2 separate regions of the Homo sapiens genome follow, and region 1 is linked to region 2. A link is a contact called in ENCODE Hi-C data. All regions are on one chromosome and are shown on one strand. The core of a region is the stretch at or near the end of the contact, and the rest is flanking DNA. Distances in the headings are between cores, read along the strand shown. Region 1 overlaps C1orf141 (chromosome 1 open reading frame 141). Region 2 holds the start of IL23R (interleukin 23 receptor).

Region 1 (5,109 bases), core at 1,606-4,105, 54 kb after region 2:
TTCCAGGCATGTCTCTTTCAAATGTGAGCCTGAACCTAGAAAGAGTAATTTTGAAAAGTCAAATTTAAGACCATTCTTTATTCAAACAAATGTAAAAAATAAAGAAAGTGAGTCAACAGGTAATGCTTTGTGTAACATATTTACTTCTTTGATTTATTAATGGGTGCTTTATTTATTTTATTATTTACCGATGTGTGTCTTAAAGGTTCTTGATAATTTGATCTCTGTCAAAAGCATTTCCATGAACTATAAAAAAGAACTTACTAAGAAGAAGAGATGTTAAATATCAGAATGGACAATTTATACAATTCACAAAATAGGAATATATTTTTATGTTTATAGTGTTATGTGTTGTTTTCTTCTAGAAAGAAAATCTCTGAGTTTCCTTTCAGCTCAATGCTGAGAATTTCCTTGTTATTGTTTTTTAGAAGTCAAGTATGAACAGCTTGCTTAATAGAAACTTACTTTCAAGTTAGAAATTTTAGGAATCTGGCTGGGTGGGCACGCTGGCTTACGCCTCTAATCCCAGCACTTTGGGAGGCCGAGGCGGGTGGATCCCCTGAGGTCAGGAGTTCGAGACCAGCCTGGCCAACATGGCGAAACCCCGTCTCTATTAAACGTACAAAAATTAGCCGGGCATGGTGGTGCGTGCCTGTAATCCCAGCTACTCAGGAGACTAGGCAGAAGAATCGCTTGAACCCAGGAGGCAGAGGCTGCAGTGAGCTGAGATCGTGCCACTGCACTCCAGCCTGGGTGACAAGAGCGAGACTCCATCTCAAAATAAAAAAGAAATTTTAGGAGTCCGTGAGCTAGGAATCAGCATTATCAGTTCTCAGAGAATTTGAGCTTTTCGTGTTGCCTTCGTTTTTCTCTTTCTCTCCATTATCAAACAATCATTCAATTGCATAATTCTCATCAACCTTCTTAACTGAGGTTTCTTGACTCCACATCACCCCCTATTGCTTAATTTCTCTATTATGCTTCATAACTTGATTTCTCAAAGGATTTGTTATACACATTGTTATTTTATTTCTCATGATTCACTTTCATAATGTCATATTTCCTTATGTGTCTTATTATCTTTGAATGTGTGCTGGACGGTATTTGGAAAATTATTTATAGGAACAATTTGAGAACTAGGGTGATGATACGTTACTCCAGAAAAGATTTTTTTTTTTTTTATTGTTTATGCCAGGTATATGGAGGCAGTACTTGTCAGAACATACTAAAGCATTCAAGGCTTCACTTTCCCTAAAACATCCAGGTGGCAATCTTAACTATTCTAGTTCACCCTAAGGTTGTAACCCTTTTGGATCCCAGGTAAAATGAATAGGTGTGGGGGTTTTTTGTGTGTGGGGGAAGGGAACTGGAGAACATTTAAATATCAAAACTTTGGACCTTTGGTCAGCTTTTTGTTTTTTTCTATCTCAAGCCATGAAGCTTCCAAAACTTGATCTTACCTTCACATCACAAATACTCTCAGGGAAAAAGTGGCTTGGCATGTTGGGCTTCCCTATCTGAGTTCTTATCTTCTCCTAGATTTAAGACCAGGGATCCCTTATCATCTTTTAAGTCAATGATTCTCTTTAGACTTTAAAAAATATTCAATCTAGCCTTTTAAGGTGTTTTCAGCAGGAGGGCTGTTACTAATCACCTGGCCTTCCATAATGGTAGCAAAAATCTCTAATCCATTTTCTTTCCTTAAATCATATAGTGATCTTTTAAAAGTAGGCTGATCCTGATTAAAGCCTCTTCAGCGGATTCTCATTGTACTTAGTATGAAACTTGTACTTCTTACAAAGACCTGGCCGGGCACGGTGGCTCATGGCTGTAATCCCAGCACTTTGAGATGCCAAGGCAAGTGGATCACTTGAGGTCAAGAGTTTGAGGCCAGCCTGACCAACATGGCGAAACCCTGTCTGTACTAAAAATACAAAATTAGCCGGGCATGGTAGTACACACCTGTCATCCCAGCTACTTGAGAGGCTGAGGCAGGAGAATCCCTTGAACCCAGGAGGCAGAGGTTGCAGTAAGCTGAGATTGCACCATTGCACTCTAGCCTGGGCAACAAGAGTGAAACTCCATCTAAAAAAAAAGAAAGAAAAGAAACAAAGACCTGTATATTGTGAACCTTGTGTGTGTATTCAGCCTCATTCCCTACCTCCCTGGCCTTCATTTAAATTGCATCTTCAACCAGGCAGGGTGGTTCACACCTGTAATCCCAGATCTTTGGGAGGTCAAGGTAGGCAGATCACTTGAGGTCAGGAGCTCAAGACCAGCCTGGCCAACATGGTGAAACCCCATCTCTACTAAAAATACAAAAATTAGCCGGGTGTGGTGGTGCACACTTGTAATCCCAGCTACTTGGGAGGCTGAGGCATGAGAATCACTTGAACCCAGGAGGTGGAGACTGCAGTGAACTGAGATGGTGCCACTGCACTCCAGCCTGGGCGACAGAGCAAGACTCTATCTCAAAATAAATAAACAAATTGCAACTTCATTAGCCTCTTTTCAGTACAACTACCAGATTGCCTGAAAGGAATATATATTTTCCCCTCTGCCTAGACACACCAATACTCTATTCATGCAACTTGTAGCTCATTTGCATATTTTGGTTAATGTCATCTGTTCAGAGAGGCGTCCTCTGACTACGCTATCAACAATATACCTCTTTTATGGTTCTCCCTCACCAAAGTGTGTTTATTTCTGTTACAGAATAAATTTCAATTATTCACCCCTTGGTTTTTTGTTTTTTGGTGGTTTTCTTTTTCTGACACGGTCTCACTCTGTTGCCCAGGCTGGAATGCAGCAGTGTGGTCACGGCTCACTGCAGCTTCGACCTCCCTGGCTCAGTAATCCTCCCACCTCAGTCTCTTGAGTAGCTGAGACTACAGACACACCACCACACTCAGCTAATTTTTGTACTTTTTTTTTAGAGACAGGGTTTCACCATGTTGCCCAGGCTAGTCTCAAACTCCTGGGCTCCAGTGATCCACCTGTCCTGGCCTCCCAAAGTGCTGGGGTTATAGGTGTAAGCCACTGCACAAGTCCAATGTCTTGTTTTTTTGTTTGTTTATTTTCCATATTACCCACTAAAATGTATGCATCATTGGGCAGGAGTCACAATTCCAGAGTCCATCAGTGTCTGGCATATAGTTGATCAACAAATAACTATTGATTGAATGACTACCAGACTCCGTATTAAATTTGTTACATCTATTATTTCATTTAACTCAGAAAGTATTTCTATAAGTGCTATTGTTTCCAGTTAACAAATGAGGAAAGTAAGACTCACAGATGTTAAGTAACTTTCCTATGGCTATGGCTATGTAACCCACACAAAAAGGTGCAATTTGGACCCAGGCTATCTAAGTCCAAAGTCTGTATGCCTGACCCCTGCACCATACTTACTTTAAGAATATCCATTGGATGATAATTCAGATTACTAAAACTCATAACTGAATATGAGAGAAATGCAGGTAGAAGGGACTATTTCTATTTCTCTTTTCAAAGGAATTAGCCAAAATATTTTTTGAATAACACATATGATTCTATTTTATTTAGAAATCCATCATTTTCCAAGACAATATAGCTTTATCATATAATAGTAAATAATTGAAAGTTATAGTCTGTTAATAGAAATTCACTTTAAGGCAAATTATTCTAAAATAGATTTAGCTCTAACCATGTACAAGCAATGCATATGTAAGTAAATAAAATTATTCTTTTACATTTCTTAAAAGTTTACTGCAGTGGAGAAAATGGTTGATTGGGTTTAATTAGAAGTAACTTAATAGCATGGAAATACTTATGTTTGTTTCTTTAGAGCCAGTAGAAGAACATCTAAAATCAAGATCTATTAGACCCTATCTTTATCTTAAGGATACAACTGAGGTAGGTGTAATTTGTATACTCAGTAATTACTTAATAGAAATTCAAATTAGTCCTAATAATTTTATATATGCTCCTACAAATCCAAAATTCAAGTGAATTTTAGGATTCAAAATGATAAAATGTTAAAGTGATTTCATCTCTGATATTATGTAAAACTTTATGTATGGAGACAGTAGAGAAGATAATATATTATTTGTTGGAGATATTTCAATACAGTAGAGATTATTGAACATGGTAAGGACTAGCACTTATAAAGTCAGTTAAGACAGAGCATCATAAAAAACATACATGTAAAACTTAAACATCCAAATTTATTAAATAAAAATATATATCAATTTGTTAATCTTTTAATGTGTAACCAAGACCTTTTTTTGAGTATGCTATGTGTGGTGGTTAATTAAATTACATAATTGCAATAGCAACTACCAGAAAGAGGTTTGGAACCAACACTATTGACTCTTGATAATCACTTCAGCAGAAGTTCATGGGCATGCTGAAGAGTGACTAGCTCTGAGCATTGAGTGTGCCTTGGACATCATTCAGTAGTTTTTATATAGGGAACTATAGAGATAAATTAAACCAGAGAATTAGCAAGGGAAAGTCACTTTAGAGAGTCTCTTAAGTATTAATTTTTGTATTTTATATATATATAATATATATATAAAGAAATATGGAGAAATACAGACTTAGGGCCATAATTAATAACAAATTTTTGTTGCATATTCCTATATTTTATAATTTAAAAAATATTAAAAGGATTATCAGTTTTATCTTCATCTACATGGTTTATTTAATTTCATGTTTTATTTAGGTTCATGGTTAATAAAAGTCCCCCAAGCTATGTATTACAACATAACGTCACAATCAGGTTACTTATCATAATACATTTACTAGCATCTTATGTAAAAATTATAAAATTTTAGTTTTTTAAAAATAGAAATATCCATGTGATATTTTAAATGCAAATAGTAGAGAAACACTAATAAGCACACACAGCCCTTTCATTCTCTGCTTCCTCTTCTAATTTCCTCTTTTCAGAAGCAACCAAGTTTAACCTTTTTGGGTTTCAGTACCTTATAAGATTAACTCCATATTTCTAAAGAATGAGTTTCTACTGCTGATTTTAATTTATCAACTTTAAACATTATCTAGTGAAAATCAATAACAAAGATTGTTTATACCACCGTGCATCCTGCCTCTCCCCACTTTCCTCTT
Region 2 (5,616 bases), core at 767-3,266:
AATAGAACATGCCAACTCAAACTAATAAGCTCCTTTGTGGAAATATCCACATGTGAGTAAGAGGGCTGTCTAGAAGGGAAATTTGAGAAAGAAATCCTGCATTTGGAAGGAGATTGGGCCATTTTTATTTCATTCTATGTAATTTTTATGCACACATTTTTTCTAGTCTAATAATATTTGTATTCTTCAGAGATTCTAACATAAAACCATGAAAATGATAATCACTCAATATTCCATTTGTTGAATGAAAGATAGCAATAGATACATAAAACACCATACCTCCATGACACCAGCTGAAGAGTATGTAAAGGGCTATTACTGCATCCCATTGAATAGTGACCTGATTCATGTCTGGAAGCAGGAAAAGACTGTTTCCCTCTGGAAAAAAAATATGAAAAATGTTTAAATTGTAGTATTTTAGTAAAATAATAAAAAGCATAACATTTTTCCCTAAGAATTATTGTATTTGATGGGAACCTTTGATTAGGGAGGAAGAAGGAAAGAAGGAAGGAAGAAAGGAAGGAAGGAAACAGAGCAAAGAAATGTTACTGGTATATTTAGGAGATATAACAAGAGATGGAGAAGTAAAGCAAATAAATGGAATTTTATACTCTTCAAAAGTCACTATGAATTAACTCAGTAGGGCATTTGATCCATTACAGTGCCTCCTAATCTAGCCTTTCTCATCAGAAACCTCCTCCTCTGAGTTAACTTCTTTTTTTATTTTATGTTTTAAATTTTTTTAGAGACAAGGGCCAGGCTCTGTAGCCCAGGCTGGAGTGCAGCGGCATTATCATAGCTCACTGTAACCTCAAACTCCTGGGCTCAAGCGGTCCTCCCAACTCAACCTCCCAAAGTGCTAGGATTACAGGCATGAACCATGGTGCCTGGGCTGAGCTAACTTCTGGTGATGAATTCTTCTCCCTGCCAAAGTTACATACTTATCACACTCCAGAAATACTAGTCTTTGATGAGCTAAACTTGGGAAGAGCCAAAAATTTCAGAACTCCCAGAGAAAATGGATTCAAAATTAAGAAAAGTGAAGTGAGATTAAGCAATATGTGCTCTCACCAGTGAGACTCTAAAAAGCGTTTCATCTGGGGAGGCGTGGTGGCTCATGCCTGTAATCCCAGCACTTTGGGAGGCAGAGGCCGGTGGATTGCTTGAGCCCAGGAGTTCGAGATCAGGCTGGGCAACAGGGTGAAACCCTGTCCCTACTAAAAATACAAAAATTAGCCCAGTGTGGTGGCATGTGACGGTCATCCCAGCTACCCGGGAGGTGAAGGTTGCAGTGAACCATGATCACACCATTGCACTCCAGCCTGGGCGACAGAGTGAGACCTTGTCCCCCGCACCCCCTAAAAAAGAGGAAAAAGCCTTTCATCTGTAGAGAACGCGAAAGGAACACGTTATAGAAATTCCTAATAATACCGTTGTTAGTTTACAACTAGAGTTACACTATTTGATTAATCAGTTACATGAATTAACTCATTTACTCAATGATCAACATTATTCAGTTATTTTATCTGTTTAATAAAACCTGAGCTTTTTCTATAAAACTACAAGAGAACGCAATGCATGGCTCATCATATCGCATAAAATATCTAGTAACATTTAAAAAAACTGGGGTCCCCTTGGCTCAGAAATATAGGGATCCCTTTCATTATTTGTTAGCAATAGTAATTCTTCTCTTCATAAGAAGCAACAGAAGCCCTAAAAATGTTCCTAGTTAGAAGTTAACTGATGGAAATATGCAATAATTATTATTTAAAGTAATGTGATGCCATATAATATTATAGATTCCCTTTTCATCAGTAACCACTGCATGGAATATCATGAGAACTTGCAAGAGAAAACAACTTGGCCCATGTATTTCCAAAAGGAAATATAGCTGTCTTTAAGTATTTGGATGATCGCTGCCTATTTACCTTTCAACCTGTTTGAAGCACATAATTCCACTTCAGAGCCAGGCTGCCACCCTTGTTGGCTGTGTCATGTCTTCTTTCCTCACTGCCTGCCTGTCAGCACTCACTTTAGATTTTCACTTCTGAGGTCAATGGAAATGTCAGCAGAGCCCTGACCTACATTGCAGACTCTTGAAGAGGAACTCAAACTGTCCAATTCGAAATGACTGGCTCTCGTGTCACTATTTGGGGAAATCCAGATTACTGAAAGTGAACTGTTTTGTCGGTACTTTTTTTTTACAGCTTAATTTAAAATGGTCTCATCCAAGAGGCAGAACACTTATACATGTTTTCTTAAAAATGTCAAACATTTTGACACCAAAAATATGACGCTTAGTTTTAATTTACAACCAGCATTGTTATTAATTATACACTTGTTTCTTTTTTTAGTTTTCCAGCTTTGTTGAAATATAATTGATGAATAAAATTCTACAATTTGATGATATACAACATGATGATTTGATACATACATATTTTGTGAAGTTATTATACAATCAAGTTAGTTAATACATCTCTCATCTTATTTAGTTACTCTTTATTTTGCAGAGAGAACATTCAAGCAAATTTCAAGTATGCTGTATAATTCAGTATTGTTAACTATGGTCACCATACTGTATATCAGATCTCCTGAACTTACTCATCTTATAACTGCAAGTTTATGCCCTTCGACCAATAGCTTCCTTTCCCTCCACCACCCTCTAACCTTGGTAACCACCATTCTATCATCTGTTTTTATGGGTTCAACTATTTCAGATTCTGCATATAAGTGAGATCACGCAGTATTTGTCTTTCTCTGTCTGGCTTATTTCAGTTAGCATAATGCCCTCAAGTTGCATCTATGTTACCGCAATGGCAGAATTTCCTTCCTTTTTATGGCTGCATAATATTCCTGTATAGCCTACAGATTCTTTACCAATTATTCCACTGATAGGCACTTAAAATGTTATTTCCATGTTTGGGCTATTTTGACTAACGCTTCATGAACATGGGAAGGCAGATATCTCTCATGGTGCTGATTTCATTCTGTGGGGGGACTATAGATCCAGAAGAGGGATTGCTGGATCCTAAGGTAGGTCTATTTTAATTTTTTAAATAAAATTGTTTTTATTTCACACTGTTTTCCATGATAACTGTACCAATTTACATTCCTAACAGCAGTGTACAAGGCTGCCCTTTCTCTGTACCCTCAGCAATACTTATATCTTGTCTTTTTATCATAGGCACCCCAAAAGGTGGGAAGTGATATCTAATTGTAGTTTTGTTTTTTGGTTTTGGTTGTTGTTTTTGTTTTTGTTTTGAGACAGAGTCTTGCTCTGTCACACAGGCTGGAGTGCAGCGGCGTGATTACGGCTCACTGCAACCTCTGCCTCCTGGGCTCAGGTGATCCTCCCATTTCAGCTTCCTGAGTAGCTAGCACCACAGGCACATGCCATCACACTCAGCTAATTTTTTGTAGTTTTGGTAGAGATGGGTTCTCACCATGTTGCCCAAGCTAGTCTTGAACTCCTGAACTCAAGCAATCTGCCAGTCTTGGCATCCCAAAGTCCTGGGATTACAGGAGTGAGCCACCACGCCCAGCTCATTGTAGTTTTGATTTGTATTTATGTGATAATCAGTAATGTTGAGTACCTCTTCATATACTTATTGGCCATTTATCCGTCTTCCTTGAAAAAAAAATCTATTCAGGTCCAGAATCGCCTGATGACACATTTCTTAGAAGGTATCCCAGTCATTAAGCAACATATGACTCCAACACTGTGTGGAGAATTGATTGAAGATGAAGAGCCCAGTTAGGAGGCTATGGAAAATCAAGAGCTGATTTTTGTTTTATTTTATTTTATTTTATTTTATTTTATTTTATTTTATTTTATTTTGTGACAGAGTTTTGCTCTGTTGCCCAGGCTGGAGTGCAATGGCACAATCTCGGCTCACTGCAACCTCTGCCTCCTGGGTTCAAGTGATTCTCCTGCCTCAGCCTCCCAAGTAGCTGGGATTACACATGTGCCACCATGCCCCGGTAATTTTTTTTGTATTTAGTAGAGACGGGGTTTCACCATGTTGGTCAGGCTAGTCTTGAACTCCTGACCTCAGGTGATCCTCCTGCCTTGGCCTCCCAAAGTGCTAGGATTACAGGCGTGAGACGCCTCACCCGGTCTGGTTTTTTGTATTTGTTGTAGAGATAGGGTTTCACCATGTTGGCCAGGCTGGTCTCGAATTCCTGACCTCAAGTGATCTGCCCATCTCAGCCTCCCAAAGTGCTGGGATTACAGGCGTGAGTCACCGTGCTCTGCCCAAGAGCTGATTTTTAAATCAGATTTTCTGGCCTTTATTGTTTTTGTTTTTGCTATTGAGTCATTTGAGTTCCTTATGTATTTTGGATATTAACCTTTTATCAGATAAATGATTTGCAAATATTTTTTTCCCTTCTGTAGGTTGTCTTTTTATTTTGTTGGTTGTTTTCTTTGCTGAGCTTTTTAGTTTGATATAGTCCCACTTATTTATTTTTGCTTTTGTTGCTTGTTTTTTCAGTGTCATATCTAAAAATATTTTTACCCAGACCAGTGTCAAAGAGGTTTTTCCCTATGTTTTATTCTAGGAGTGTATTAGACTGTTCTTGTGTTACCATACAGGAATAACTGAGACTTGGTAATTTATAAAGAAAAGAGGCTTAATTGGCTCACAGTTCTATAGCCGGTGCAAGCATGGCACCAACATCCGCCTGGCTTCTGGTGAGGCCTCAGTAAGTTTACAATTATGGCAGAAGGCAAAGCAGGAGCAGGTGCATCACATGGAGAGAGCAGGAGCAAGAGGAGCAGGGGGAGGTGCCACACACTTTTAAACAACCAGATCTCACCTGAACTCTGAACGAGAACTCGCTCTCATCATCAAGAGGATGGCACTAAGCCATTCATGCAGGATCCGCCCACATGATCCAAACACCTCCCACTAGGCCTAACCTCCAGCACTGGGGATTACATTTCTTTTCTTTTTTCTTTTCTTTTCTGTCTTTTTTTTTTTTTTTTTTTTTTTTTTTTTTGAGACAGGGTCTTGCTCTGTGGCCCAGGCTGGAGTGCAGTGGCATGATCTCTGGTCACTGCAACCTCTGCCTCCTGGGTTCAAGTGATCTTCCTGACTCAGCCTCCCAAGTAGCTGGGACTACACACACCTGCCAACACGCCTGGCTAATTTTTGTATATTTTGTAGAGATGGTGTTTCATCATGTTGGCCAGGCTGGTCTCAAACTCCTAATCTCAAGTGATCTGCTCACTTTGGCCTCCCAAAGTGCTGGGATTACAGGCATGAGTCACCACACCTGGCCACATACATCTTTTGACTCATCCAAATGATGGTATCTGTAGCAGCTGCTCTTTTCTTCTCAGTGTCCAGCACCTCATGGCTCATTCAGCTTTGTTGGAGAAAAAAGATTGAATCATCACCATTTCCTGTGAGGTGTGCATTAAAAGCCAATGTTGACTTATTTCCTAAGAGCTTCTTAGAGACTTTACAACGCCAGTAAGTGAAGGTAAATTCAAAACCTTCAACATACAACTCTAGCTCTTGAAGACTGCGTGCACACCTTTAAGGAGGTCAGTTTTCAGATTCTCAAATTCCATATGTGCTCTTTCCTAAATCTGATTTCCTTGAAAATGAG

The links. A loop is a pair of places that touch in the nucleus more often than their neighbours do. Pooled maps may share reads with other maps.
Region 1: a map with no recorded cell type shows a loop between it and region 2 (8-fold over the local background). The contact joins the enhancer-like site here to the promoter of IL23R in region 2. A Hi-C loop is called at or near these places in 6 of 37 single-sample maps with no recorded cell type and 4 of 50 pooled maps.

The regions. Positions count from the first base shown.
Region 1 is chr1:67,110,362-67,115,470 of GRCh38, reverse strand. C1orf141 (chromosome 1 open reading frame 141) reads left to right here. Exons shown (of 8, transcript NM_001276351.2): 5 at 7-119. Among named protein-coding and RNA genes, the nearest start is that of C1orf141, 22 kb to the left of the region's middle. Within about 2 kb of position 2,855, at least 2 of the 41 ENCODE cell types and tissues checked have a DNase peak (open chromatin) inside an H3K27ac peak, as active enhancers do.
Region 2 is chr1:67,162,854-67,168,469 of GRCh38, reverse strand. IL23R (interleukin 23 receptor) reads right to left here and starts at 2,016. Exons shown (of 11, transcript NM_144701.3): 1 at 1,929-2,016; 2 at 280-378. The coding sequence starts at 349. RefSeq lists an enhancer at 2,075-2,264.